Linked DNA regions of Homo sapiens: regions 2, 3, 4, 5, 6 and 7 are each linked to region 1. A link is a loop called in an ENCODE intact Hi-C map of the cell type or tissue named here. Cell type or tissue: heart left ventricle. All regions are shown on one strand. Each heading gives the region's core, and the rest is flanking DNA. Links, peaks and the distances in the headings are about the cores only.

Region 1 (4,757 bases), core at 380-4,379:
CTATGGGAGGAATTTAGTCTATAGTTTAACTTGAAAGCAAGGATGATAGTAGCCCTTCCCTGGAACTAACCACTCCTTGCTCAAGGGTGGAAAACTAACAAAAGGCCATGAGGCTAAGATTATAGAAGGCCCTGAAGTCTGCTAATATGTAGGCGTAGTTTCCATAATCATTTACTGCTCAGGAGTCATGTAGCCAGAGGTCACAAAATTTGTGACTTTCCCAATTGCTCCCAAAGATAACATGACTATTGTAAAACCTAAGAGTGGTCTTTTGAGATATTTTTCAGGTTTTTGCACTGCAGCAACTGACTGACCCTACCAGACCTGTGACTCATGACTTAACTGGTCCTGTGACCCCCACCTCTCAGAGGCTGACTTAAGGCTTGAGCACCATCTCCCACACCCCAATAATTTCACTTCCAACCAATCAGCTGTATCAATTCCCTAGCCCCCTGCCCACCAAATTATCCATAAAAACCATAGGGTCTGAGTTCTAAGGGAGACTGATTTGAGTGATAGCTCCACTTCTTCTGCCTGGCCAGCTTTTTGTTAATTAAACTCTTTCTTTACTGCAATACCATGGTCCCAGTGAATTGGTTTTGTCTGTGCCGCTGGCAGGAAGAACCTGTTGGGTGATTACAGTATCTCAAGAAATACTGTTAGTGAGTGGGCAAGAGAGGCAAGGAATTGAAGACTAATAAATGGTCTGTGTTATCAAGCCAGTTACTGTAATGGACAATTGGAACTTAATCCAGCTGGCAACTCTGGAGATCCAGAATAACACAAACCTCAGAGCTATTTCCTCAGTGGGGTGAATGAGCTGAAGTCTTGCCTCACCAGTTCCCATCAGTCATTTTTTAAGGAATACTTCCCAGATATCTGTTCATTTCCCTAAGCCTGGTGCAGCAAAGTGCACTCCAGTGGTCAGAGAAAATCTTTGGGCAAAGGGACCCTGATGCTGGCAGGTGGACATCATAAAGGCTGAGACATTGGCAGCATCTACCTTTATTTATTTATTTATTTATTTTTTACAGACAGGATCTTTCTCTGTCACCTCTGCTGGTGTGCAGTGACATGATCACAACTTACTGCAGCCTTGACTTCCTGGATTCAAGCAATCCTCCTGCCTCAGCCTTCCTAGTAGCTGGGACAACAGGCATGTGCCACCATGCCTGGCTAATTTTTTTATTTCATTTTATTTCTTTATTTTTTGTAGAGATGAGATCTTGTTGGGTTGCCCAGGCTTTGATAATATATTTAATTTAGACTTTTTTCTCTCTACTAATTCAAACCAGACCAGCATTAATTAATTTAAATTGGAAAATATTTCTTGATTATGCAGATCTTGAATAGCATACTATAGAACATATGGAATGTGCAGTATATATTAGACATCATGCCATACCCTTCCTGTGACTGCCCGTGTCTCTAGCCTGTAGCATGGTCAGCTTTGGACCAAGTCTTCACTTTGCAATGGACTCTTCATCCCCCACTCTAGTAAGAAAGAGCACACAATGGCCTTTCTTTTTGAGGAAGAAAAACTTGGGTGGAAAATCTGGGTTTTCTTCCAAATGTCATTAAATATCATTTAATTCATTTTGTATCCTCAAACATTCCACATATATCAACAGCTTTTCCTGTAAATATTAAATAAAAGGAGGTAAGAAAAAACAGGAGGCAATGGCAGTGGAGAAATCTCTTGGAGGAAAGCTGAGAGCACAGTCCCCGTGACTGAGAGTTTCAGAGGGTTGGCAGAGCCATGAAGAACAAAGTGAAACTGTGGCTGTCGAGCAGTGAGAATGATCAAGGCTTTTATTTACATTCCAGTGAAATCTAGGGACAACTCTCATTGTGCGACTATTTATGGTGGAATTGTTTGAAACTTTGCAACTTTCTCTTTGGTGTTTTTACCCACTTCCTGTTTCTTGTTGTGATTAACAGTAAAACGAAACCTAATCACACAAAAAGCTTTTAGGAAACCATAAACCGGTAATATGGTTTCAAGGTGATCTTGGGGTCACATAAATTCTTCTGATGCCTCGGGCGCTGGAGAAGATGAAAATCTTTATGGAAACACCACTGAAAATGGAAGCCGATGGTCCCACCTCAATAACAAGGGAATAAGGAGCTTACCACACCTTTTATCCTTGACACCCATTGGGCTACAAGTTTCCAGTCTGGCTTACAGCTGAAGAAATTTCCACCACGTAGACAATGGGAAGACAAGAAAATGGTCTGTTGGCATGCTAAGTTGAAATCAAAACCTTCTCCATGGAAACGTTTTGAAACGTTATGTTTAGATTCTAAGGTGCTGACAGTAAAGTTGCAGTTTAAAGAGGTTTTATGGTCTGAAGACGGTAAATAGTAAATGCCTTACCATTTCTCGCTTTTGAGACCTAATCCATTTTTATGTCAAGAAATTCCGTATATGTAAGATTTAGTGAGTGCAAAGAATGTCAGCAACCATTGTGGAGATTTTGCATTCTGTCTGCCTGCCTGGCTTGTATTCTTAGATGCACGTATACATTTAAACATGTATAAACTTATACATGCCCTTCCTGAGGTAAGAATACTTGACTGAAAACTGTGGTATATAGGAATAAGTTATTCAAACTAATTGTGTACTTAATCCTATACAACCCTTTTCTCTCATCTCAGAAGAGGACTGTCTTGGGTTGGTGTTGCCATCTAGTGGCCAATATGGGAAACTGGCAAATGCATGACTTCTTCCTTTTCCTTCTTTCTTCCTCTCTCATTAGCGTGAAGAACTTGGTATACACCCGACCTTCTTTCAGATACTCATCATGAACAGCTTAGCAAAAGCCTCTAAAGATAATGTCTTTCTTACACAGATGGATAGACACAACACACACACAGACAACACACACACACAGACAACACACACACACAAACTCTCTCTCTCTCTTTCAAGCCCCTTTCACTTACAACCTTCCCTCCCAACTGTTGCTAATTGTATCTGTCTGGGTCTCCCACAAGGCAATTTTGTCATCTGCATTCTCTCTCCTTCTTGTTGTTGTTAATTTGTGAACCCCTTCACTCAAATTAATAAAAGCCGTATTTTTTTTATTTTTTATTTTTTGTGAGGCAGAGTCTCTCTTTGTCACCCAGGCTGGAGTGCAGTGGCACAATCTCAGCTCACAGCAACCTCCACCTCCTGGGTTCAAGTGATTCTCCTGCCTCAGCCTCCTGAGTAGCTGAGATTAGAGGCATGCACCACCATGCCCAGCTAATTTTTGTGTTTTTAGTAGAGACACGGTTTCACCATGTTGGCCAGGCTGGTCTTGAACTCCCGACCTCAGGTGATCTGCCCGCCTTGGCCTCCCAAAGTGCTGGGATTACAGGCATGAGCTACCACATCTGGCCAAAAGCCATATGTTTTCCGAAGTAATTGGACACGCTGAAACTAATGTTGTAAACTTTAAAACTTTTGTGGAGCCCCAGAAGTGTCCTTTTAGAATCTCTAAAAGGTTTACAGGGAGTTCCTTCTTACCTCTCAATTAGATAGAGCTGCTTTTGTCAATTGCCAGTATTTAAGGCAAAATTTTAAAATCACTTAATGTATTTGTACTTGCTTACATTTGCCAAAGTAAAACTGGTAGGGCAAGCCAAAAACTAATAAAAATGATTTTCTGTGGGGATGGGAGAGAACGGGGTCTAGGACAGGAATAGAAGAGAGACTTCTCTGTTTATAGTTTGTTTTTAAAGATAGCTTTTTTGGTGAATAAAATTCACTCGTTTAAAGCTTACAACTCAGTGATTTTTATTTTTATTTATTTATTTTTTAGAGACAGCGTCCCCTCTGTTGCCCAGTGGAGTACAGTGAAGTGATCATAGCTCACTGAAGCCTCAAACTTCTGGGATCAAGTGATCCTCCTGCCACAGCCTCCAGAGTAGCTGGAACTACAGGCATGCACCACCACACCAGGCTAATTTTTATTTTTATTTTTGTAGAGATGAGGGCTCACTATGTTGCCCAGGCTGGTCTTGAATTCCTAGCCTTAAGCCATCCTCTTGCCTTGGCTTCTCAAAGCATTGGGATTACAGGTGTGAGCTACCATGTGTGGCCAATTCAGTGACTTTTTAGCAGACTTATAAAGTTATATGACCATCACTACAATCTAATTTTAGAACATTTTCTTCAGCCCAAAAAGAAACTTTGCCCTCACTTACAGTCACTTCCCATTCCCACCCCATGCCTCAAACTCCTGGGCTCAAGTGATCCTCCCACCTCAGCCTCCTGAGCATCTGGGACCACAAATGTGTGTTACCACACCTGGCTAACTTTTATAAAATAATGTTTTTTGTAGAGATGGAACCTTGCAATATTGCCCAGGCTGGTCTTGAACTCCTGGCCTCAATCAGTTCTCCCACCTCAGCCTCTCAAAGTGCAGGGATTACAGGCATAAGTCACTGTGCCCAGCCAATAATAATGTTTTAATATCGGCCTATTAATTGTAAGAAATATACCATACGAATGCAAGATGTTAATAACAGAGGAAATTAGTAAATGAGATATATAGAAACTCTCTGTCCTATCTTCACAAGTTTTCTATGACTCAAAAAGTATTCTGAAATCAAAAGTTTATTTTAAAAGCCTATCTTTCCTCCATTGAATTGCTTTTTTATTTTTGTCAAAAATCAACCAGGCATATTTATTTAGGTCTTTTTCTGAGTGCCTTTTTCTGGCCCATTGATATATGTGTCTATACCTCTGCCATTACCACACAGGTTTGCTT
Region 2 (4,757 bases), core at 315-4,314, 220 kb before region 1:
GGGGATAGCATTAGGAGATATACCTAATGTAAATGATGAGTTAATGGGTGCAGCACACCAACATGGCACATGTATACATATGTAAAAAACCTGCACGTTGTGTACATGTACCGTAGAACTTAAAGTATAATAAAAAAATAAAATAAAATAAAAAAAGAAATCCAAGCCAGGTCAAAACCAAAACCCAAGTATCAAGCAATCCAAGTCAAGTCAAAAACAAAAACCAAAGCGCAGGTACAGGCTGCCATGGGTGATCAGGCCACGCTTCCACTCAAATGGAGTGGGCGAGTTCCGAAGACCAGTCTTACCAAGTTTCAGATGTCCAGACTCCTAGTGCCAGTTCCTTCCCGGTGTTCAGCCACTGCGTTGATCCTCCACGGGGGCCTGCCAGGCACTGCTCTGGTGAGCTGTTCCACTAGGGCAATTGCCTACCCGCGAGCGCTCTCAGGATTCGTGTTGCTCAAGCTGGCTGGAGTCCCCCACAGGGATGTTCCACAGGGCAGACCTAAGCCTCCTAAGGGGCTGCCTCGAAGTCTGTTAATCACCTCGCTTCCCGGTCAGGGAACCAAGAAATGTAGCAGGACAAGCCACAGACAAAACCCCTCAGACACCAAGTTAAAGAAGGAAGGGCTTTATTAGGCCAGGAGCTTCGGCAAGACTCACGTCTCTAAAAACGGAGCTGCCCGAGTGAGCAATTCCTGTCCCTTTTAAGGGCTTACAACTCTAAGGGGGTTTGCGTGAGAGGGTCGTGATTGATTGAGCAAACAGGGGGTACGTGACTGGGGGCTGCATGCACTGGTAATCAGAATGGAACAGAACAGGACAGGGATTTTCACAGTGCTTTTCCATACAATGTCTGGAATCTATAGACAACATAACCAGTTAGGTCAGGGGTCAATCTTTAACCAGGCCCAGGGTGCGGCGCTGGGCTCTCTGCCTGTGGATTTCATTTCTGTCTTTTAGTTTTTACTTCTTCTTTCTTTGGAGGCAGAAATTGGGCATAAGACAATATGAGGGGTAGTCTTCTCCCTTAATAAGCTATTTTGTTTTATTCAGAATTTTATCTTCCAAGAGCAAATATTTCCTGGAGAGCAAGTACCTAATCTATTTTTGTTTGCTTTTGGTATTTCACTTGGGACAGGAAAGAATGTCCAGTACCAGTATTGTTTATCACAAGGACAGGAAAGTATGTTGGTTTGAATTCTCAGCCATCAGGAAAACTTACTTCTAAAGTTCTAAAATTCACCCTCAAATTTTTAATTTATATTTTCTCTTCTTTGTCCACCACCCAGTTTTCCTCAGCTTTGTTGTTTAAGTAGTCGATAACCTCATTTCTTATCTTAGTCACTAAATAGGCTTCAGGCTCAGATTTGATCAGCAGGGGATCTTATTATCTTCCTCTTTCCAGTGTCATTATCTACCATGAAATTAGTTGTCTAGCTAATTTTAAGAGTCTAGTTGTTGGAATGGTGAATTATTCCCAGGGTAAAGTGTTTCCTTTTCACTGTATTCATCAATGCCCCTCAAAACTCCCTGGGCAAGTCACTATTTATTCTGGGGATGATTTTTTAAAACACCCCCCACCTAAAAAGTACTTTCACTCACTGGTAAGCTGAATCCTTTGTCTGAAGCCTTCCTTTACTGCCATAAAGAAGGGAAGGGTGAATACCACAGCATAGGGAAAAGAAGGCTAGAATATAGGAACATTTCAATCTGACAGGAAGCAGAGAGCCTGTGGCTGGCAGAATAATCCCCACCACCACCACTGCCACCTAGATATATACACACATTCTAGTCCCAGGAATCTGTGAATACATTACCTTACACGGCAAAAGGGATTTTGCTAATGTGATTAAGAGCCTTCAGACAGGTGGGCCAAATGTAATCACAAGGGTTTTTAAGAGTGGAGAGGGAGACAGAATCAGGGAGAGGTGATTATGCATGAAGGATGGAGGACTGCAGTTTAAGAAGGGCTCAACCCTCTACAGGTGGCTTTGAAAATGGGGAAAGGGGGCCATGAGCTAAGAATTGCCAGCAGCCTAAAGAAGCTGGAAAAGGCAAGGAAAGGAATTTTCCCCCTAGAGCTTCCTTTGGAAGCCTTAATTTTAGCCCAGTGAGATTCATGTCAGACTTCTGACCTCCAGCATATAAAATAATACATGTCTATTGTTTTTGCACCACTAAATTTGTGTGATAATTACAGCGGCAATAGAAAGCTAATCCAGAGCCCTTCTGGTTCTGAACAAGAGAAGTTCCGACACAGAGAGCAAGAGCAAGGGCCAGGCAAGAGGTGAGATGTCTTCTCACATCAATACTCAACTAGGGAGGAAAGGGGCAGAGGAGAGCAAGAGGCTCAGAAACACGGAGTCTTGTCTCCTCCTGCTCCCTAGAGGATGTATCCACTTCTTGCACACACAGACACCACACTAAGAACAAAGGCAGATCCCTGAGTGAGGAGAAACAGCCCAAGGGAATTTTATGTTGATTGCTACTTATTTTGTATATGCAGTGATTTATAATTTAAACCAGATGACAGCTGGGCATGGTGGCTCATGCCTGTAATCCCAGCACTTTGGGAAGCCAATGCGGGCAGACCACTTGAGGTCAGGAGTTTTTGAGACCAGTCTGGCCAACATTGCAAAACCATGTCTCTACTAAAAATACAAAAATTAGCAGGGCATGGTGGCACATGCCTATAGTCTAGCTACTTGGGAGGCTGAGGCACAAGAAACACTTGAGCCGGGAGGCAGACGTAGTGAGCTGAGATCATGCCACTGCACTCCAGCCTGGGCAACAGAGTGAGACTCCATCTCATACACGTACAAAAAAAATAATCAATTAATTAATAAGCCAGATGAGAATGTAGCCTTTGAATGGCAATTTTTTTCTTGCCTCAGTAAGAACACAGGTTCAGATCAAGATAAACAAACATAAAGGCATTTTTGCATTACACATACATTCACAAATTCAATAGACTAAAACGAATATACATTATTTTATTTCATTCTCTACTTCTCCCTCTCTCTCCATGGAACTGGTGATAATCTTGGTGAGACTAAGGAAACGGTCCCTGAATACTTTTATGTATACTATGTTGTTTTTCTCATACTCCAGGATTTTTATCACTATTAAGAATCATAATCACTAGTTTTGTCACTTGTTCAAAATACTGTCTAAGCCCTGGGTCAAGACTTACTGATATCCATGAAAGGTTTTGCTTTTCCCTAAAGCATACTGCAGATGGCTGGCTATTTTGTCAGTGGAAAGATCTGTGTGATGTTGTCTTGCTCTGTCCTCCTATATAGCATGTTTCACTTCTGAAGTCTTTCAGGTGACCACGTTCCTTCTGGGGTAGGACTATTCTCTGCTTCTGTGACCCTACAGTCACATCATCACCACAATATGGACATTTTAACCCCATTTTGGAGAGAAAAGTCATTTCCTGCTTAGAATTTGGGCAGAAAATGGATTCACTTTTTCAGGCATGGTCGTGGCACCATAGACTCTCTCCACTGACCACTGGCTCTGGACTGTACTGGCAGACTCCAACTCTATATGAATTATACTAGACTTCACATAGGAAAAAGACAGAAGTGGCAAAACCAGAGATGCCCTACCAGAAACTCCTTAAGAAGCCTGGAGCACAAAGCTCACTACAAAACTATTATATGAGCTGGTTACATAAGCAACCATAAATGGGATTTGCTTTCTCTTTGGCCTGGTTGTGGTAGGAGCACATTGCAGGACAAAATGGAGGAACGGGAGGTGCCACCAGAGAATCAAGGACAGGAAGTGGCAAATAACACATGTGAGAAAAGGTTCAGGACTCACTGCAGCAACCTGGGGTCAAAGGAGCCCTCAAGGCGTCAACATCCAACAGAAATGACAAACAAGAGCAAGATGGTTTTGTTGCTGCTGTCTGACTTGTTCTCCCAGAACTCAGGGCCTCCTTTCTCCCTCTTCCCTGAGTAAACGGCAAGAAGGAAAGGGTTTAAATTCTGGCAAAACAAAGTTTTTATGTCTCTTTAGATAAGGAAAGGGATAAGACTTGAGTGATTTGCCAAGTTCACACAGCTACTCATTTTTAGAGCCAGTTTTCAGAGCGAGATCAGTTCGATTCCAAGGCCCCAACTCTTTTTACCCTATCATGTGGCACTTAGCTTGGGGAAGTAATCAGGCTAGGGAAGTAGGGTTGGTTGTGTCCCAGTTCTGGGTGAAGGTTGGAGCCCTCTCTGATTTTATTTGCAGCTGCTACCTGTTTATGGTTTCAAGACACATATAAGCTGAGCTTTATTTGACTGCCATCTAGTGGTCATTTAATTTTGTTTTTTTCCTTTTTTCTTTTTTTTTGAAAGACAGGGCCTCATTTTCTTGCCCAGGCTGGAGTGCAGTGGCGCGATCTGCAGCCTCAACCTCCTGGGCTCAAGCGATCCTCCCGCCTCAGCCTCCCAAGTAGCTGAGACTATAGATGCACACCAACACACCCAGTTAGTTTTTGTTTTTGTTTTGTTTTTAGTAGAAACAAGGTCTCCTTATATTGCCCAGACTGGGCTCTAAGCTCAAGCAATCCTCCCACCTCAGCCTCCCAAAGTACTGAGATTTCAGGCATGAGCCACCGTGCCTGGCCCATTTAATTTCTTTATGGAAGCTACGTAAGGTTGTTTATTGTGTTTTTGCTGAAAAGCCATGAAAACCATTTAAGTTTGCAAAGATGTACACTAAGAAATGAAGAACGTTTCCCAAAATCTTGTGTGACC
Region 3 (4,000 bases), core at 1-4,000, 180 kb before region 1:
CATTACTGGGTCCATATCCAAAGGAAATAAAATCAATATGTCAAAGAAATATATGCATTCCCATGTTTACTACAGCACTATTCACAACAGCCAAAATATGGAAGCAACCTAAAGTATCAATGGATGAATGAATAAAGAAAATGTGGCATATATACACAAAGAATACCATTCAGCCATAAAAAAAGAAAGCAAGCCTGCCATTTGCAACATCATCGACGAATCTGGAGGATGTTAAGTCAAATAAGCCAGGCACAGAAAGACAAATACCACATGTTCTCCACTCAAATGTGAAGTCTAAAAAAGTTGATCCCATAGAAATAGAGTAGAATGGTGATTACCAGAGCCTGAAGTGGTTGTGAGTTGGAGGGGAGTGGGAAGATGTGGTCAAGGAATACATACGGTTAGATAGAGGGAATAAGTTTTAAGAAATCCATTGTACATTTTAGTGACTGCAGTTAATGTGATGTACCGCATTCTTTAAAAATGCTAAGAGTGAATGTTAAGTGTTCTCATCATAAAAATGTTAACTATGTGAGGTTATCACAGTTACCGAAGCCATTCCACAATGAATTATATATACGCTTTAAAACATCATGTTGTATACAATAAATACACACAATTGTATATGTCAATTTTAAAAATAAATATAACTGAAAAATAAGAAAAAACATACCTGGAGATTTAGAAAGGCAATAGAGCCATTAAGGTCAAAGGTGAGTAAATCAGTAAGCTAATTTAAAATTAGGTAAAACTTACTTGGCTATAGGAGGTGGTGGAGGAACTGGTTTTTCAGGTCGCTTTGGGTACACTGTTCCAGAAGATCTCAGTAAATTACTGGCTTTGGTAGGTGGAGTAGGTTTCTTGGGTGGGACTTGTGGAGCTGCTGGTTTAGAAGGTTTCTGTTCCAGTGTTGATTTTTCATCTAAGATTTAAAATATTTCACAAGTTATTAACAATCAAAATTATTTAGGTTTTTCTATTTCCAAAAGTTTGTATCAGGCTGGAAAAGTGTGACAGAGGCAGACATGAACTTTCATTCTCTGTATTTGTATACATGTGCACTGTTTTACTTATTTTAAAGTTATATTTTAATTTAATAATCCTAAATAACTTTAAAAAATGTTTATTATGGTAGAGAGGAAAACCACTAATAAGCTTCCGATTAGTAGATAATGCCTGCTTTTTATTATGTTCCCAGGAAGCTTTGCTTTTAAGTGTAGTAGTCTATCTCAAATACAACCACACATGATTTTACTCTAACCAGAAAATTATCTAGACTTAAATCCAGACTATTTTCTGAAACTGAAATATAGAGAACTAAAAACAAGTAGAAACTCAAGTCCTATATAACATTCAAATTTAAAAAGCATGATGGTGAAGGAAAAAAAAATCAAATGTTAAGAGAAACTAGGGCAAGACTGCTTAGCCACAGACGAGAGAATTATAGGCTTATATTTGTAATTCTTAGTACTGCACTAAGAATTTTATTAATACCATTTCATTTAATAATGCAATGAAATGGGTATTTCCATTTGAAGTAGAAGAAAATAAGCTGGAAAAAAACAATTTTGACAATTTTATACTATGTCAATAAAGACAATTTTATCACCAAAAAGGCAACAAGTACTCTTTTATTACACATGACATACCTGCTTCCTGATCTTTCAGGTGCTCATAAATAGGTATTAAAATTGACACATGCATACATGAGATAGTCATAATACAGCAGTCAGCTAAAATGTGTCTTAAGACGTATATACAAAAATAAGAAGCTCCTAAGCACCATACTGAATAATTTTCAAAATTTATTTGGTCTTTGAAAAAAATGTCTATCACAAGACCACAAATAATTCTGTAAGATTTCATATCAACCAGAAACTGGTGATTATAAAACCTGAACATCGTAGCACATAGCTAAACCTCTTCCTTTTAAAAATTACAAGTCTTATTTCACAATGAATACAAAATACTATTTTCTCACTTTTACCACTTATTTAATACTTTGAATCATATGAAAATATAGCTTAGTCTATAAAATTCTGGTCATCATTTGGTACAAAAATCTATTTTTATATGGCCTCAAGATGTAACAATGTACTATATATAATTATACCACCAGGAATTTGTAAAAAACCAAACTCTCCAATTGAAATCAATAACGAAATAAAGCTATTTGTAGTTATAACAACCAGCCAAACTTAAATTTCTAGAAATTAAGAGATGTTTTATATAACATACCAAGAAAAATGGTCAAAGGATATAAATTAAAGAGAAGTTCACTGATTGAATATATTTATTTTAACAGAATACACAAATAACAGCTTGAAATTCTGTAGTGTTAGTCTAAAAAAAAGAATACATGGAAATCAAAAGGTAACAAAAATACGACTCATCATTCCTGGTTATGTCCATAACTAAATCAACTATAAGGTACTGACTTATTATATAACTACTATAAGATGGCAACATATTTATGTACTAGATTTTATTTTTTTAGTTGAGGTGACATTTACATAACACAAAATTAAAAATTCTAAAATGAACAATTCAGTGCCATTTAGTACATTCACGATGTTACGCAACCACCACCTTTATCTACTTCTAAAACACTTCCAACACCCCAGAAGATAACCCTTTCCTCATTAATTAGTTAACCCCTGGCAAACAGCAACCTGCCTTCTATCTTCTATGGATTTACCCATTTTGGATACTTCATACACATGGAATCATGCAATTATCTTTGTGTCTGGCTTCTTTCGCTTAGCCCAATGTTTTAGCAGTTTAGCCTCTTCATAACATATAGCAGTATTTCATTCCTTTTTGTGACTGAATAATATTCCATTAAACATACACACACACATATATAAAACACAATCTGTTTACCCATTGAGGATTCCTTCTACCTTTTGCCTACTGTAAATAGTGCTGCTATGAATATTTACATACAATACACGAGAGTCTGTTGTCAATTCTCTTGGACGTTTGGAACTGCTGGGTCATATGGTAATTCCATGTTTAACTTTCTGAAGAACCACCTAACTGCTTTTCATAGTAGCTAAAACATTTTCTATTTGCACCAGTAATGTATAAAAGTCCAATTTCTCCACATCCTTGCAAACATTTATTACTTATTTTCCTTTCTTAAAAAAATTTTTAACCATCTCAGTGGGTGTGAAGTGGTGCTCGCTGTGGTTTTGATTTGCATTTCCCTAAAGACTAATGATATTAAACATCTTGTCAAGTGCTTACTGACATGATTAATGATGTTAAACATCTTTTCAAGTGCTTATATAACAAGCATGCTTATAAACATGCTTGTTATAAAAAACAAAACTTATATATCTCCTTTAGATAAATACCTATTTCAGCCTGTGCTGCAGTTTTAAACAGGTTTGTCTTTTTGTTGTTAAGTTGTAACAGTCCTTTACATATTCCAGATACTTGCAAATCTCATAAGATTTCTCCCATTTTGTAAGTTGTCTTTTTACTTTCTTAATGTCCTTTAATGCATATAAGTTTTTAATTTTGATAAAGTACAATTATTTTTTCTTTGGTTAAATATGCTTTTTGTGACATAGTCTAAAAAGAACAAAATACTTTTCTCTAGATTCATAACACTCTGAGACACCAAATGTGTGGGGATTTATTCCCACAACAACCAATTATCTGGCACCAGCTGAGTGTCCTATAATTTAATTCAATTCTGACACTGTCTTTCTGGGGTTAGCATCAGATCCCACAAGTTAAAGGCTCAGACCCACAAGACTGCTCCCACTTCAGATTCCAATCTCAAGTCCTGTCCTCTCGTACTTCTGATCAATTGGCTATAAATTGGGGATTCCCATGATCACTCCTTGGGTTTGATAACTTGTTAGAAGAGCTCACAGAACTCAGGAAGGCACTTTACTCACTGTTAACAGTTTATTATAAAGGATACAGCTCAGAACAGCCAAATGGAACACATGCAAAAGGCAAGGTATGCAGGAAGAGATGCAGAGTT
Region 4 (4,000 bases), core at 1-4,000, 210 kb before region 1:
CGTAACAGTTATTGAAAGCAAGTCAGGGTAAAATTTTATAGCCAAAAATATTCATAGCAGCAACTTTTAAAATATGATTTTATTAAATCAAGTCATTGCACTTGGTCATTTTATTGCTACAGCAAAACAAGGCCTTTACATTATAATACTTCTCATTTCTGATTTAACTGATTGTCTCATTCTGCTCATACATTTCAAGTTTAAATGCAAGCATAAAATGTTTATCAACAAATCTAGAGAGCACTTGGATTTTTAATTTTTCTGTGATCACAGTAAGGAGCATAAAAAAGAGTATCTTCTGTTACACAAGGCCTGTTCTCTCTTTACATCTTCAGACTTAAATTCTGTAGAAGGTAACAGCTTTGTATTAAGACAGAAGCTTAGTGGTCACAAACAAAAAATAACACTGAAATACAATTCAGAAATTAATGATACTGTGTGTCTCAAAGAATACCTGAACTATACATTCACTAATAATTTGGCAATGAGATTCCATGCTGTTCAACTTTTGTCTTTTATACTCACACGTAGAAAAAAAATTCATGATTTACCCCAAGGTTATTATTAAATATCATTTTGTGATATGAACTTTAGTAATAGAAATTAATAACATTTCCCATACCAACAGAAAGTAAGTTGCTAGAATAAAGGAATCATTTTTCCCATCAGGCCTGGGTTTGTTTGGTTTTCTTTACTATTTTATCAAGGACAGAAAGGTAAAAGTATTTCAGTTACTTTTCTATTCTGACTGAGGAGGACACAAGCAAAAACTTTAAATACATTTCCATGCTCATAAGCATCTTGATTTCATGTACTATTGAGAAAATGACCAACAAAAACTTTAAGAACAGCCTGAAATCTGCTGGAAACTTCCCTCATCCCATTATTAGGATGACCAGGGATCACTTCAATAGATTTTCAGGTGAGAAAGCTGGAGGATAATTTCTAGGATTACAATATTTTTGTTTTACCTAAGGTTGGTCATTAAAAGAAAGTAAGATTTAATTTATTTAACAAGAAGAAAATAATTCATTTGACTAGTCATTTAAACCTATTCTATTTAACAGAAGAGGGAACAATTTTGTTCAGTAGTGACCTCATTAGAAGAGCCCATTTTGAAGAGTTCTAATGTATATTCTCAATATATAATTAGCATTCCCCCAAACCCCTAATGTAAGTTGTAAATTAAACATTATGTTGTTTACTGGCATTTCTATTTTCTACTTCAGTTCTCTTTATTTGAAACATGACAAAATTTCATTTACATAAGATTTCTATATTATAAGATTAAAATTTAAAGGAAAAATATTGGTTTGGTGGTTTAAAACTAAAAAAAATGGAAGCATGATCATTGGTACTCAAAAATCTGACACTCATTTGCGATATAATAAAGCATAAAACAATTTTTTGCAAATAAAAAATTTCAAATTTTAAAAATTTAAATAAACCCACTTGTGTTTTAGATGTTACCTACAGACAGAACATTTTAAAGCATTCAACTGTTCATAAGTAACTCTGAAGAAACAACTAATTCATCCATTCTGTGAAAATGTATTTTAAATATGTTCAACTATATTTGGTTTTAAATAAGCTGTAATGTTATATTTTATGACATACTAACATTCTTTATAAAGTTTGTACCTAAATAATAGTTCAAAATATCTCCATGAGTTAGTTTGGTCTATTAGGTAAATTATACATCGTAAAACCTGAGTATTTACAAGTTAACTTGTCAAAATAGGAAACCTCACACTGAAGTTCTGAAAAGCTTTGGGTTTTGTTTTCCTATTACCATTATTAAAAGTCAGAAGGAGAAACATGAAGAACTAAGTGACAAGATAATGAGAAATATTTGAGGCTGTAAAATAAGCAGAAAAGTACAGCAACAGGCTGGTGTTTACATATTTTATATGTGCTGTAGTTTCTAGGCACAAGTTAAGGGTTAAATTAACAGTTTTAGATTCTTCAGACCTAACAAATTTAAAATACAGTTCATATTTCCCCAAATGTTTAACAATCCAACATATTTTAACTAAGTTCCTTTTATGACTCCTATAGTGCAAGCAACATAAAATATTCTAAAAGTTGATGAAATTATTTTGATTATTCATTAGTTCTTACTATATGCATGGGTGAGTAATCTGGTTTATATAGCTAGGAAACTCCTATTTCATCACCCAAAATATAAACAGCATTGCAGACAAACAGGCACAACAGTGTAACCTTCGGTAAGAGGATAAAAGTAAAAATATATATATATATATACACACACACACACACACACACACACACACACACACACACACAGAGTTTATATCCCTTATGCATTATGGAAAAAGTAGTGACTATAGTTACTAAAAGGCTAATCTGTCCCTCTCAAATAGTATATCTTAACAGATTACTTGTAAATATATCACCATATTTATAGTATAGATCTCTTTAAAAATAATACAAGTTTCAATAAAAAAACTACTGTGCACATTCTTATTTATATTCAGTAGTATTTTCAAGCAAACAATTTTTTAAAAAGTGTTTGCAATCCCAGCACAGTTAAGAAATAAGGCCTCTTTTTCTTCATATTGGCAAAACAAAATATATATATAAATTCACCCTCACTCTACTTTTCTATAGATATTACACTTCATTTGCTCATATTTATCACAACAACAGAATTCACAATTTTTAAGTAACAAGTCAGCTGAAGTTCATAGCGTTGCTTCTGAATCCCTGGAACATTATGAACACCAGGTCCACACCACTCAAGAAGACAGGACAGCTTTTTTCAGCTTCTCTATTTCCATCTAAAACAAAAAACATAAATTGAGCAAACATAAAATATCCTTAGTTTAGTAGTTTATTTTACTCTATGTCATTAAGATGTGATCATACTTTCAAGCCTTCAGACTTTTTTTCCAGACCTAAAATCCAGTTTCCCATGCTATAATTTGGTTGAATAAAGTTTCAACAGTACAATGCAAGTTCCTAAATGGCAGTTACAATAAGAAAAAAGCAATTATAGCCCTTTCAGCCAGAACAAATGTTAAGTCATGTGAGCATTTAAAATTAAAGCTGTAAAAAAATCAGTCAGTCCTACAAAGAACAAAAGAATCCTTGAAACCAAATTAAGAAATGTACATGTATCTATAATTAAACAAAGGATACATAAACAACAGTAAAAAGAATAGAGACCTGTTTAGTTCCATGTTTTTCACTAATTATACTTAATTATAATTATAATTATTGTTAAATCACTTGACTTGGTTTCAATTTACTTATCTGTAACCAGTATATACTACATTAAATATCTTAAAGCCCAGGAATATATCTAAGATTCAGTCAAGGTGCTTGATATAGTTCCACCTTTAGGCAGAAGGAAATTCATAACTTAAGGAATTTATGAAGAAGGAGATCATTTCATTAAGTTTGCACAATAACTACACAGAGTTATTCAATACTGCCATATTCAAATGGCTAGGTTGAGGCTCAAAGACATTAAACAGGATGCCAATGTTCCACACTAACAAGTGACACAGGACTTGTCATGGTAAGATTTAGGGCTTTAAAGCCCATGGTTTTTATATTGATTTCTCTTCTCAATTCTATAACATTTTGATCATCTTTAACCTTTCCCTGCATGAGGAAATATATAGGCCTTGCCTTATCCTGATGGCATCACCTTCCTCAAGAGTGCACATAAACAATACATGCTTTGGCTAGCTTCGACAAACAGCACATTATTAAACGATTAGGACTTTGCCATAGTCAAAAAGTATAATTTTTATATGTTCACAATCTCCTAAAGGATTATAACTACTCAAGAACCGTTTATTAATTTCAGGATCTTCCTTGATATGATTCTGTAAATATTATGATGATTAGCTCAATGTTTTAGCAGCACTGGACTACAACAAGCCTGTCTTCAATTTGGATTGAGACGATAGCTTTCATTGTCAGCCCGATCTGTTATTAAAGTCTTTATTCCAAAGATACAGAAAGCGGT
Region 5 (4,000 bases), core at 1-4,000, 190 kb before region 1:
GATAATTGTAAATAATCATGAAATATAACAAACCATAATAATAAATGACAATGAAAAATGCATTATATAATCTGAAGGCGGTTGAATTTAAATATATGTTTAAATGTCATGTTATTTGTAAATATCACAAAGAAAGCAATCAGTATTTTTAAAAGATGTTAAAATATGTCGTAATTTGAAGGGTGAAAATTGCTTTTACACTGATGTGTGCATTAACAACCCACAAAGAAAAAACCTTAACAAGTACAATCCAATCATTTTAGCCTGTAGAGATTATTTTCAAATGCATATTTAAGCAACTTGCAGAAAGAAAAAGAAACAGAAAAACACAGGAAAAGACAAAGAAAAATGAAACTGAAAGGGTAAATAAAACATAGATTTACAAAATTATACACCATGCTCATGTAAAATGTCTTCTGTATGTCCAGTTTTGAACTATGACACCAAGACAAGTAACTTTACTATTCTAAAACTCTCTCAGGTTCTCCATTTAAGCCATTAGGTTAGTAAAATGGAACAGTGCACATTTTGGACTCATGACATATCTAAATGCTTTTAAATTTACCTAAGAGGGATAACAATGGATTTACACTGTACACGTGGCATAACAGGCACGACAATCATTTAGCTTTTGCAATCACATTGTCACTCTGCCAGCCACTTACAATCTGCACGTTGCTAGGAACACATAAAATTTTTAAAAAGCAAAATGAAATATCCAATTTGGAGAGAAAATAAACTGATTTTTATGGTTGCCAATTTTCTTAAAAAATATTATCAAAAGAATATTTTAAACGAATCAGGAAACTTTTCCAAAATGAATTTCATTGTATCTAAAAATGGAAAACCAAAAGGGTTAGAATAAATAGACAGACAGACATGTACACTTTCAGTAAAATTACAAAGAAAAATCAATGTGCACCACCTATTTATATTGAAAATACTATTTTGATTGCTTTATAAACTTTCATCTTACCAAAATGGAGAAGGGTAGAATAATTTCCTGACACGTAAGAAGGGAAACATGGCAAACAGGCTAGGAAACAAAATCTGGAAAGAAAAGTCAAGGATAGGAATGTCTAGAAAAAAGACTAAACCAAAATAATTATTTTACAAAACAGGAAAAAAGAACAGCTGTAGAATGAATAAAACCATTTCAATGTTTGGCATATAACTATTTGCAGGTTATCTAACTTACACAAGATGTATATTAGGTTTTAGGTTTATTCCTTTGTCTTTCAAAGGGAAAAATTAATATTAGTATTAATTTCAATATGCATTAAGCCAGAAAGTCCTGTTTTATTACTCACTGAACACCAAGACAGTTTCCAAAAGGATGGCTTGGTGCTTTAAGAGGCCAGAGTAATAAATCAGCATGTTGACATCTCATAATGTAGTTATAACTAAATCAACTTTTAGTCAAGTTTTAGTCTTTAGCCCATGATAGAAATTACAACGATGAAAAGCAATTTTAATTCTGTGGTATCAAAGAAGAAAAATATGTTAAATATTACTTTAAAATATCTCACTATAAAAATATGACTCAATACTATCTTTAAAATATTTCATACATAAATAAAAATTCACTAATGCCTTATATGGTACTTACAAGTCTTTAATATGGTATGATCAAGGAAACTATTAGAAACTAAATTTTTTTAAATTCTAGTTTAGATATAGGCTCACTTTTTATAGTATATGCTACTCAACAGGTACCTATTAGAAAAATTCCACCATAAATTATTTCTGGAAGAAATGAGAAATATTGGAAAAGTAATTTTTAAAAAATAGATCAACTACCAAATATCAAATAAACTTGAAGAAAAACAAATGTGTTTCCTTATTCAACAATGAATGCTTCCATCGAATAATGTGTTTCTTTAAAATTGCTTTTTTTTTGTTTATTTTTGAGACAGGGTCTCACTTTATCACCCAGGCTGGAGAGCAATGGCATGATCAAGGCTCACTACAACCTCCAACTCTCAGCTTTAAGAAACCCTCTCACCTCAGCCTCCCTCCCTAGTAGCTACACCATGGGACTACAGGTGCACACCATCATGCCCAGCTTTTTTTTTTTTTTCTGTAGAGACACGGTCTCACTATGTTACCCAGGCTAGTCTCACTATGCTGCCCAGGCTAGTCTCTAACTCCTGGATGCAAGCAATCTTCCTGCTTTGGCCTCCTAAAGTGCTGTGATCACAGGCATGAAATTGCCTTTTAATCATAGAAAATCTTATCACAGAAAAACAATACTACACTGTAAGGAAACTTCATCAGTTGGGCTTTCTTAATATAACAGCTATGTTACTATAAAATTTTCTATCTTACATTTTAAAACTAAGTTAAAGATAATTTTACTTTTCAGATAATGTATGATTTTAGAAATATGTGGACCACACAAGCTTTATTATTAATTAGTAGTGGCACTGAGATTTTCCTTAAACCAATTTTTGAGGAAGTGTTTGTAATAGAGAAAAAAAATTGTAAGCATGGTTCTTAACAGCTCTGATATTTATAAAACTACATTATATATGAGAATATATATGAAGAAGCTAAAAAGTTATGTCATGTCATTAAAAAAAGAAAATCTGAGTGTTCTGTATATGTCTTTCTTACATGTACAAAAGTCAGTCTGCATTTATATACATAGTTTATATATACACATAAACGTTTACATATGACTTTATAAATAAGAAAATCATATCTGTGAACAAAGTCAGGGATTTATATCCTTTATAGATTAGAACAAAAACAAAATGGGATGGGTTTAAAACAATGGAGGAGGGAGGAAAGAAGGAAAAATAACATTTGTAATAACTTCCATGTCAGGTATTCCAGCAGACATATACATGTACTAAATCATTCCATTGTTAGTTAAGGGAAAAAACATTAAGAAACTTACTATCAGCAATCAACTAGTAAATAAAACCCCTTTTATTAACAGCAAAGTCAGTGTACTTTCTATTATTTAACCTCAAATTATTACGTTGCCTAATAATGAAATTTTCAATAAGTTTTTCATGTATGTTTTCAACTTTCTAAAACATATTAAAAAGGCTAGTTTCACACATTATATTTGAGGCTGTATTTGAGCCAAAATACTTTTTTTGAAGTATTAACATCACAGAAGAGGTAGAACACTTTTATATTACTAATACTAGGAACATATGATCGTCTAATTTAAAAAGGTAGCAGGAATCTCTGAATTAATGCTTACGACATACACTACTGACTTCCATCAATTATGCCTTTTATCTTAGCATGCAACTGTGCCTAAAACACGACTGAGGATATAAAACCTGCTCAGTGAATAATCTGACAGTTAACATGAACTAAATTCCCAACATCTGTATTTTCTGAACTTTACAGGGCCTAAGTATAGTACACCAAAGGTAGTATAATTAAGTGGAAGGAATAAAGAACAGCAGCCTGAAAGTAGCTGTTAGTTTTCTGACTTGGCTAAGTCTCAGCATCTCTAGATTATTTCCTTATTTATTGAAAGAAAAGAACAAATCAGAAATAAGATGTTTTCACACCCTGTTCCACAAAGTCTCTGTTTACTATATAGGGAGTAAATAACAGCTATGTATAAAAGATAGAAATAGGGTCCCCCAAACCAAGTAAAAACAGAACTTTCCAATCATCAATAGTTTGAAATTATTACATATATTATTTTTACTAGAAATATGGCAGTGTGTTGTGACACTATATAGGAAAAGTTTCGAAAAAAAGAAAATGTTGTAATTTACCTAAATTTTAAAAAAAATTCCATTACTTTGACATAAACTAAGTAAAACATTCAAGATGAATACAAAGCAAGATGTGGATTCCAGATTTTACTCCTTCAATTCCCAAAGGGACTCCATCAACATTTAAAGACTTATGTGATAAAGATCCCCCAAATTTGTGAAAATTTAAAATATAGTTGCAATAACTTTTTTGTTTCCAGAGTTAAAATTGGGCAAATAATCTGCTTTTCTTCAACTATAACCTATGAAAC
Region 6 (4,757 bases), core at 388-4,387, 1.4 Mb before region 1:
GAGCTAACAACACACCCACCACCCCTACCAGCACTACCACCTCTACTTTTGAACTGAAGTGTGTGTGTGTGTGTGTGTGTGCGCGTGTGTGTGTAATAGCTAATAAGTAATGGCTAATAACAAACACCTAATGAATGGTAGGAAAGTCATCGGCCTTCTCTCCATATGTCTTCTTTCCCAAACATCATTTGTAATATTGAGTATAATGTTATTTAATACACTCAACACATTCTGAGAGTAATACAAATGCAATCCAGAATGTTTCATTAATGTAAGTCATGATTTCTAAATACTCCTCCTCATCCAATTTCATTTTAATTACAAATTAATTTTTAACTTAACATAAAGTCATATATTAAGTACATCTGCTCCTTAGGATTTGTTACTAACTTTATAGTTATAATTTCCTAATTATAATTTTCCAATAATAGTTTCCTAATTTCATAATAGTTCTTCTACAACCTAATGGTGATCCCTCAAATGTAAAGTTTGTTATCAGGAATAATTTTCAACAAGAAATAAAACTTTAAAAGAAGGTGATTCTATAGTTATTAAAATATTGCTAGAAACATATTAAAGCAAGAAAATCAATCAAGAGATAAAGAACATCACTACATCAAGTGTTAAATCTTCCACAAACTATGAGTGGATGATTTACAAAACAAAATAAAATCTCAAAGACACTGGAACAAAAAGTTTCCCATGTATTGTTATATATTTTTCTCTATATTAGTTTGTTCTTGAAGAGAAATTGATGTAGAAAAATCTTAATCTCATACATGCTTCCTCAAAATGGAAAATTTGAAGTTATAAATATTGTATTGGATAATTATATTGGATGCATATAAGAGTGAAAACATTGATGTTATTAGCATTTCCAGTGCACACAAGATAGATCCTTGTATTCATGGTGTTATTTTTCAAGGTGTTCAAGCAAATGGAGGTGATGTATATTAATTGATAGAGTGGAAGTTGTGTAGTAACTTGGAATGTACTCCCTGCAGGTAAAGATGATTTATTTCACAATTTGCTCATTGCTTCATCTGTGGGATAAATAAATGAAGTTATTATTGAAAAGTATTATTAGGGCTCTAAAAAATGTAAGTCATGAGTAAAAGAACTTAAGCCTCAGAGTAGTAATGGTGAGATGGCAGCAAAAGGTGTCTAGATTTAATTTTAATGTCTTCTGAGTCTGAAAGTCTATATTTTTAAGCAGGGGAACATACACAGTATAAATACTTCTATAATATTCATATTTGTATATCAAGTATCTGTAGCATTGAGTACATTTTTTAGTGCTTCTCATTTCTTTTACCTGATGTTATGGTAATCTATTTACTAATAATATGAGCCCAAATTCACATGTACTATCCACTTGAGCAAAGCATTTAACCTGTATTTGTATTATCCTTAAAATAATTCTGTAGGATAGATTTTTTTTTAATTTTACTTTTTGGGAAACTCATGTTCACAGAATTTAAGTCCCTTGATGAAAATATCATAGCAAGTGACTGAGTCAGTTAAGGAAAGAAATCTGGACTTTGAATTCTGCTTTGTGTGACTCACATCTGGGTGTTTTTCACCCCATGGTACTTGGAACTCCCTTTGTGCAGGGCTACATATTACTCACTTGAATCAATTTCTCAACCTTACTTCACCTGTAATGCTACAGGTCAAATCTGCTGAATGGATATGTAATTGAGAAGAATCTGGCGGGCATAGTGATGTCGTGTTAGATAAAAACTTCGGGGATCCCTGTGTTCCAGCATGTTCTGGACCTAGATAATAGTATGACCTTGAATACATTATTTCACCTTCTTTGTGGGCATCAAATTCTTCAAGTACAAAAAAGGAAGTAGTTATTAAAATTACATCTGATCATGGTTTTGTAATCTAGAACTCTATAAATAGGAGCTATTAGTAGCAGGGATAAAATTAATAATCCCAGCACTGGTCTTTATTCCAAGTTTATCCTGTCACTGCCAATATGCCGGCCAATCCCTGTAGCCTCTACCTCTTGGGCTCAAGCTATCCTCCCAACTCAGCTCCCCAAAGTGCTGGGATTACAGGAGCAATCCCAGCAACATGTCTGGCTAACTGGCCAGTCTTTTAAACATTTTGTTCTGGGATACACACTTCTACCTTCAGTCTTGTATTTTCTTCTTAGAATGAGAGCAACAGAAAATGCTCTATGATAGTATGAAAAGGAGATAAAGAGTCTAACACATAAATCTGGAACTTGAGACCATTTCATACATTTTTTACTTGGTAATCTGTGCTTTTGGTAAGTCCCTCAAAAAGTACGAAGTGGCAAGGATAGCTCAAAGAGTTTAAAGCCTAATTTAGTGTTCCTTTTTTATTCCATGTTTATTGCAGCACTATTCACAATAGCTATGATTTGGAAGCAACCTAGGGTCCATCAATAGATAAATGAATGAAAAAAAATGTGATATATTGACTATTGTTTCTTAACACAGCCACAGCAGTATTTTTGTTTTCATTTGACAAAAACATTACATTGATGTAATTTGATACTGAAGACACATTTTTTTTCTCCATACTGGATATCCATATAAGCAGTAGGTGGCTCTCTTGAGCTATTCGTTCGAGCATTCGGAAGTCTGACTGCCCGGGGATTCAGCCACACTTGGTAGATGGCAATCCCCTGTAAATACCTTGGGAGGAAAGGCCACTAACTCGAGAAAATCCAGATTATTGTATTACTTTCTAAGTGCTCTAAATGTTAATGCTGTGTTTTTTAAAGATACGCTGGAAATATGAAAATACACAGATTATCTCTTCAATTAAAGAAAATAACTTGCCTATGTTTCCCTACCAGTTTTCCTGATTCAAGACATATGCATTACAATAGTGAATTTAAAATTCCTTTGAGGATAAAGAGCTAGAAAAGATTAAGAAATTCATTGAACTACCCATCTGTTTTAGGTTTTTCTGTCCTCATATGCTTGACTGTGATAAGAAGATGGAAGTAAATGAATTGTAAATCGCACTGTTAACATTTAAAGTTTTACCAAATAAGGGTGGTTATTTTTCCTTTATTACATCAATGCTTTGTGTGGTGATTGCTATTCATAGTTGGAAATCCCAGCCAGGCTATAGAAGATTTTAGGTTTTATATTTTAAAATTTTTATATGTAGAAGGCAGAAAATGGTTTCATATTTTCTCTCTGCTAGCAGGTTATTTTTAAAATATAGAACTCTGCATGTGTTTAGTGGCACCACACCCCTCACTTTGTTATGCAACACTATGAGCAGGTAGTGGTAGGGTTTCCTATATTAAGTTTCAGAATTTTATTACCTATCAAGTGTCAGAAAGTTGCTGCCAAGATCATTAAAATCTACACAATAAATAGAGTAAAACTAATTCAACAGTAAAAAAACACATGCAATTGCCAAATCAGAGTTCCCAATATTAAATAACTTCAGAAACCAGACACATAATAAAGACGAGTGAAGCACATCGGGTAATGAAAGGAATGGGAAGGATACGGAGAAATGGAGACTTCTGTTGTGCCTGACCGTATTACTTATCAAAAGCTTTAAATCTGTATTCCGATGAAACTAAATGTATCCGGCCACAGTCTTATTGTTGAATACATGTTTGCAGCTCATGTAGGAAGGGTAGAAGAATCTGGGCTCTTGCCTGGACTCTCTGCTTTGTTTGGTTGTTTTAAATATAAAGTGCTGATATGAGAACAACCAGCTGTAGGCATACACTTATAATCAGCTACAGGAAATCTGGATAGATAAGACCCAGATGAAATTAAATAGAGAATAATAGTTCAAATGGGACACATTGAGACAGATTATTTCCTAATTAAAGTAGTTTGTTGTGTTTCTGAAGTTATTTCAATAAACTAGTATTCTGGTTTTCATCAGAAAATAACTATCACTTAAAAGAAATGGCTACTTCATCATATATTCTGGAAAGTTCCAGCTTTCTCATAGGTAATATAAGTTTTGTTTATTAGAGTTCAGTAGAGTGCTGGACAGTCTGCTATTTCTATACATAAGGAGAGCATTTTAAAAATGAAAGAAAGAATCCTCAGACCAACTTTAATCTTCTGGATGAGTCTACTAAGTTTCAGTTAGGTTAGAGAAATAATCTAAGAGCAAAATTTTAAAAAAGTGATTAGAACATTTGTTTCTTAATTTTATGCCCATAGTGTTACCAGACTTGTGGTTATATGCAAAATATAAAACATCTGCTATATTCTTCCTTACTTCACGACTTTGCAAGACAACAGTTCCATGCAAAAATAACGACACAGGTTTATATAGTTGGAAAAGCCATCATGTTCCACTAAATACCATCAATATTGGTAACTTGCATACAGCCAAGGCAACACTTACCTATAGTAACACAATTTTACCTGTGTGCTGGCAATTCCATTAGACATAACCCCTTCAGATATAGAGACTTCCTGTCAAGGCAGAGAATGACATCCCCTTGAAATAGACAGGCTGGGTACAGACTTTGTTTCGTGAGATTCATGTGTAAGATCATACACACACTCAGTACTTACTGGAAAATGATATTTAATAAGTCCTTCAAACTCAGACCTTTAGTTAAAGTTAACATACAAAATTCTTCAAATTTAATGATGTAATCATATGCTTGAAATTCTCCAAATTCAGTTATGCATTCCAATCTCTTCACATTAAGGCACGTATAATAAAGGATACTATTTGTAGAGCAGACTAGGACCCACCTCATGGTCAGACACTCTTGTAAA
Region 7 (4,757 bases), core at 400-4,399, 370 kb before region 1:
CACTACAGCAACTTTCAATTTGGAAAAGCCACATGTGGCTACTGAATGAATGAGATCATGCAGTCTAGAAGCAGGTGCACCCTTTCGTCAATTATGCACAAAAATCTTTTGACCCCGGACTTTCTTCCATTTATCACCAACACATTTTTCAACTGTCACCAAAATGGCTTAGCTATTTTGATGCGACTTTACTTTTAGGTGAAGTAAACTCAGTGTTTCTGCCATTACTATAGTACTATAGCACAATAGCACAATTGAGTTTTGCACAGTTGTGAGAACAGGAGACTGACCTAGATTATTTTTAAGGCCCATTCTCAACCTAAAACTTATGATTATGTCAAAAACATTATTTAAAAAGCACTCTGTTTAAATAAAATATCATTATCATTAATTTTGGTATTCAGAAAGTAAATCTACTCCCAAAGTAACCAAAATGAAATGGATAAATAATTTTGCTGTAAGAGTTCTTGGATTATCAATGGAATTTTATTCCTAATAATAATGATAATAAAGAGTCATTTCTAGGAAACATTTATTGAATGCCATAATGCCATTCCATCTTCTGCCTTTCCCCACTCTTCGCCTCCACTAAACTATCCACTTAAGTATCAGAATCCTTTCACAAAATTAACATATCAGCCCATGAATTTTCTAAATGCAGCCTTTGCACAGAAGAATTAAGGAAGCTTACCAATTATTGTTAGGTAAAAGCCAGCCACTAAATCCGCTTCCCAAGAAAGTTTGGAAGCAAAAGGATCCCCATCTCGAAGGTAATGGGGCAGGCGCTCGTCCTGAGGCAGGGCAGTGTGATTTAACGCCATTCTGTTCTCGAACCACGAGGGATCTGAAAAGCAAACCAGTAGAGATCTCAGCAGACCTGAATAAGCCAGCTTGAACCATTTCATAATCGTGGCTCCTGTTTTAAAACAAAAAGCAAGTTCCCAGGGTCATGCATGATTCTCTAATTAATAACTGGTAAAAATTTTAACATTTTTTTCAATGATCCAATTATGTCATTACTCAGTTATTCGGTTGGCAGATTATCCAAGCCTTCATTTTCTCCTCTGTTTTCTCATGCTACTCTTTGAGCCACTTCTTTTCTCCTTGGGGTGATTAAAAGGTTGAAGGCCAAACTGTGCAATTTACTGTTTCTTAGCAATTTTTGTAAAGGTCTGAGCAGGAAATGATATTGTATGGAGTGTGCACACATACACACACACACACTATATATATATAATTTATGTATATAAATTATATATAATATATAAAAAATTTACATATGTATATATATAACTTGTCAGAATATAGTATTTTTTGATTATCCAGATTTCCCAGAAAATCATTTCCATTGTACATTCAATGAGGTTTAGAGTTTTGTAAGGAAAGAAATAGAGCATTCAGTACAAAGGAACATGGACACTTAATTAATTGAAGCTAAGAGCTAGGTGATTGTCAAAGTGATCTTGAAATTTGGAGCTATTTAGAAAGGATTCAAGCTGGGTTGTAACTCACAGGCACATCCACAGGAAGGTTTGTTTCTCAAGTTTCCTAGAGCAGAAAGCAATTTCATTATTTCTCACCACTGCCCCAAATCCATACTTTCTATTTGCTCATTTATGCTTCTGGATGAAATCTTGAGCATTGAGGAATTTCTCAGATACACAGGTCTTAGTACTGTTTCTTTTGAATTGGAGTTTTAAAAGGTTTACACAAAGTCTTTGATGGGCTTTCTGCAAAAATAAAAGTCACATGATATCCCTCATCCTGAAACTTGGAGTCGTGTGTTGTTCTTCAGATAAAGTATGCTGCTGATGTTAAAACTTCCTTTGGAAGGGTCATTCCTTTGTCATGATTGTTCCTATTTGTTTTGAAAGGGGAAGAAATACTAGTGTGGCTGTTTCTCTTTTGAACTTGCCTATTTCAAATCGAACCAACAGATGTCACTGTTCAGCTCTCTAGGCAACAATTTCGGGCATTATATGAGACAGCAAGTGGAACACAGAGTTGTGTGCCCCACAGGCGGTGACAGGGTGATCGGCACATATCTAACCATGTAATTCACCTTCGCAAAAGACATGAATTTAACCCCTTTCTAACTGCCAACTTACAGCTTACAGAGGAAGGCTAGTGACCCTTTCAGTGGCCAGTTGGCTGAAACTACAGTCTCCTACACACAGTTTGAGGACAGTCATGTGCTAATGTTCATTCCAAATCCTTCTCCCTGAGATGGTTAGAAAGCTGTAGGAGAAATCTTTGGCTGCCAGATGCACCACATCCCAAGACCTACCCCAGGTGAAAGTTTATCTTTACCTTTCAAACTCCTGATTCCCCTTTGACTGCCTCTTGTTCTGGTAAACTCTCTCCTCCCCAAAGATTGCCCCCGCCCAACTGGCTGTCCAGTCCTGTCCTCCACCTTAGCTTCAGAATCATAAGATGAAGGTTGGAGTCCAGCTGTGATACCCACCCTCTGATCTTGAGCAAATCATTTAAACTTTCTGAACTGCAACCACTTCATCTGTAAAATGGGCAGTCTCCTTCTTACCTGTCACTCATGCTTGTTGTAGGAGCAATAGGATATCGGACTCGAAAGCATATTATGAATGGGGGGTCCTGTATATTTATTATATGCTGAGATGCTTACTTTTCCCAAACTTGCCTATCCATCAAGATATAGCTATTGTATAAGAGATTTCCTCAGGGTCCCATGCTGAATCAATGGATGCTTGTGTGTTAACTCAAGTATTCACTGAACATCTACTACAAACCCAGCATTATGAGGTAGGACAACAGAGGTTTACCATGTTATCTAGACTTAGGGAGGGTATCTATCATTTTCTGGACAGAGAAAAGATGCAACTAATGGTCAGAAAATATAATAATAATACAAGAATATAAAACAATAAAATGCTGCTTTACTTGGTTTTAGAGAATTTTTTTGAGATAGGGTCTCACTCTGTTGCCCAGGCTGGAGTGCAGCGATGTGATCAGTGCTCACTGCATCCTCGACCTCCTAGGCTCAGGTGATCCTCCCAACTTAGCCTCCCGACTAGCTGGGACCATGGCACACGCCACAACACCTAGCTAATTTTTTTTATTATTATTATTTGTAGAGACAGTATCTCTCTATGGTTCCCAGGCTGATCTCAAACTCCCGTCCTGGGGTCAAGGGCTCCTCCCACTTTAGCCTCCCAAAGTCCTGGGATTACAAGTGTGAGCCACTGAACCTGGCCTAGACAATAATTTTTAAAGCAAGGAAATAATACTATTTTCTGAGGAATTAACTAGACTGTGTGTGTAATATCAAGAAGTGTCCTTCCTATATCGAGAAGTACCCAGGCCTTGCACAGCCTAAGACTCGATATGTTAATAATGAAAATGATAACATAAAACTTCACTTGAGCCCCCAAGGGGCTTTAATAAGCAACGAAAACAGTAGAGAATATTTTCAGTAAGAAAATGACATGAGCTAAGATTTGGAGGAAAAAATGAACATAAAGTGTATAAGGGATGGAAAAAGAGTTGTTCCATGGGAACAGAGTTCATCATGGAGAGAAGTGGTAGCCATCTTGGCTTGGTAAAATGGGATCTTGTCCTGTAGAGCCTTGCCTGCCTGGCAGAAGAGTTGCTTTTGACATATCATAGGTGGACTTATTTTTTTTCTGACACTGATCAAAATTAATGCTATTGTTTAAGTTTGGAAATACAGTGTTTGAGAGTTTCTAGTTCTTTTCAAAGACACAACTTAGACACAACTCTTCCTGAGGAACACTGCGAGAAAGAGGCAGAGAATCCTAAATACATGGTTATTTGGGAATTCTTTTTTTTTCCACTCTTCTTTATACATTACAAACTCATTTTTCAACTTCACACTTTACACTTATTTTCCCCATATGTAATTTGTGTTCCATTTCTTCTCAGTCTATCCAAATTCCACTTGACCTTCAAGCTTTTATCCAAAGTCTACATCCTTCAGAATATAAAACTGGCTCCTTCAGTCACTACTAAAATACTCCTAGGAGAAATTAATCCACTTAATTTACCTAATTCTTCCTCTGGTTTACCTACACATGAGTAAAATAACTTTCAGTTCATAAAGAAATTAGAGGTACCAGTGCATAGTATGGGATCATTATCATTATTTTGTTGAGGTGCTATTTCATCATTGATACAGAATTATACTTTTTGCTGAAAACAGGCTATAGCAATGCAACCATCATAAATATTTTTGCAGAACACTAACTGTACTACTTAAAATAATAAATGCAACACATAGTCATGACTGAATTTGTTCAGAGATATGTTTTAGAGAGTTTCTTTTTCAGTATTGAATGTGCCTGAATTACCTCATTGTGTAAATAAAATAGTCATTTGTCGATTCCTTCCCTCTTTTACCTCCTGTATTTGAAGATTGCCTACCGCCCATAGTAGATAGATGCTGTCCTATCTACCTTCCCAGGTGGTCAGGGCCCTCAACACCACATCCCCCAGTTCCCTGGGATGGCATCCTATGATCAAACCAATGGTTCCCAATCAGCTGCATATCTGAATCTCTTATGTACTTATTTTTTATTTTTTGTATATTGTTATTGTTGTATTTTGTATTGTAGCTATTCTTTAGGTACTGTAGTCTGGGTACAACTTCCAGGGTCTATGATATTATTTCCAAGAGGATCAGTTTGTCGAATTTTGTAACCATGGAAGCTTGCCTTTCTTGCACAATATTTCATGGCACTATTGCTTGGGAAACAACATATGGG

What was found. Peaks named below come from ENCODE experiments on the same cell type or tissue, not always from the same donor. Only the 100,000 strongest peaks of a DNase experiment are listed, where the experiment ranks them.
Region 2: a loop joins it to region 1, with 13 times the contacts of the local background. A loop is called at or near these places in 40 of 110 quality-filtered maps.
Region 3: it touches region 1 in a loop (3-fold over the local background); 36 of 110 quality-filtered maps call a loop at or near these places.
Region 4: it touches region 1 in a loop (4-fold over the local background); 44 of 110 quality-filtered maps call a loop at or near these places.
Region 5: a loop joins it to region 1, with 4 times the contacts of the local background. A loop is called at or near these places in 39 of 110 quality-filtered maps.
Region 6: it touches region 1 in a loop (5-fold over the local background); 3 of 110 quality-filtered maps call a loop at or near these places.
Region 7: it touches region 1 in a loop (8-fold over the local background); 80 of 110 quality-filtered maps call a loop at or near these places.

The regions. Positions count from the first base shown.
Region 1 is chr6:47,412,100-47,416,856 of GRCh38, reverse strand. No RefSeq gene overlaps it. Among named protein-coding and RNA genes, the nearest start is that of CD2AP, 63 kb to the left of the region's middle. RefSeq lists enhancers at 2,156-2,205, 2,708-2,767, 2,778-2,827. In heart left ventricle, for the core only: a CTCF peak has its summit at 2,679 (motif pointing left); no DNase peak of the experiment used is centred there; H3K4me3 peaks cover 1,318 bases; H3K27ac peaks cover 221 bases.
Region 2 is chr6:47,631,034-47,635,790 of GRCh38, reverse strand. No RefSeq gene overlaps it. Among named protein-coding and RNA genes, the nearest start is that of ADGRF4, 65 kb to the left of the region's middle. In heart left ventricle, for the core only: CTCF peaks have their summits at 2,362 and 4,310 (motif pointing left); no DNase peak of the experiment used is centred there.
Region 3 is chr6:47,592,783-47,596,782 of GRCh38, reverse strand. It overlaps CD2AP (CD2 associated protein), which reads right to left. Exons shown (of 18, transcript NM_012120.3): 12 at 757-922. Among named protein-coding and RNA genes, the nearest start is that of ADGRF4, 100 kb to the left of the region's middle. In heart left ventricle, for the core only: no CTCF peak of the experiment used is centred there; no DNase peak of the experiment used is centred there.
Region 4 is chr6:47,622,987-47,626,986 of GRCh38, reverse strand. CD2AP (CD2 associated protein) reads right to left here. Exons shown (of 18, transcript NM_012120.3): 18 at 1-2,801. The coding sequence ends at 2,760. Among named protein-coding and RNA genes, the nearest start is that of ADGRF4, 74 kb to the left of the region's middle. In heart left ventricle, for the core only: no CTCF peak of the experiment used is centred there; no DNase peak of the experiment used is centred there.
Region 5 is chr6:47,600,809-47,604,808 of GRCh38, reverse strand. The region is part of intron 13 of CD2AP (CD2 associated protein); the gene reads right to left. Among named protein-coding and RNA genes, the nearest start is that of ADGRF4, 96 kb to the left of the region's middle. In heart left ventricle, for the core only: no CTCF peak of the experiment used is centred there; no DNase peak of the experiment used is centred there.
Region 6 is chr6:48,763,385-48,768,141 of GRCh38, reverse strand. No RefSeq gene overlaps it. Among named protein-coding and RNA genes, the nearest start is that of PTCHD4, 650 kb to the right of the region's middle. RefSeq lists an enhancer at 2,512-3,109. In heart left ventricle, for the core only: a CTCF peak has its summit at 2,569 (motif pointing right); no DNase peak of the experiment used is centred there; H3K27me3 peaks cover 552 bases.
Region 7 is chr6:47,778,131-47,782,887 of GRCh38, reverse strand. OPN5 (opsin 5) reads right to left here and starts at 856. Exons shown (of 7, transcript NM_181744.4): 1 at 692-856. The coding sequence starts at 821. In heart left ventricle, for the core only: a CTCF peak has its summit at 1,931 (motif pointing right); no DNase peak of the experiment used is centred there; H3K4me3 peaks cover 211 bases.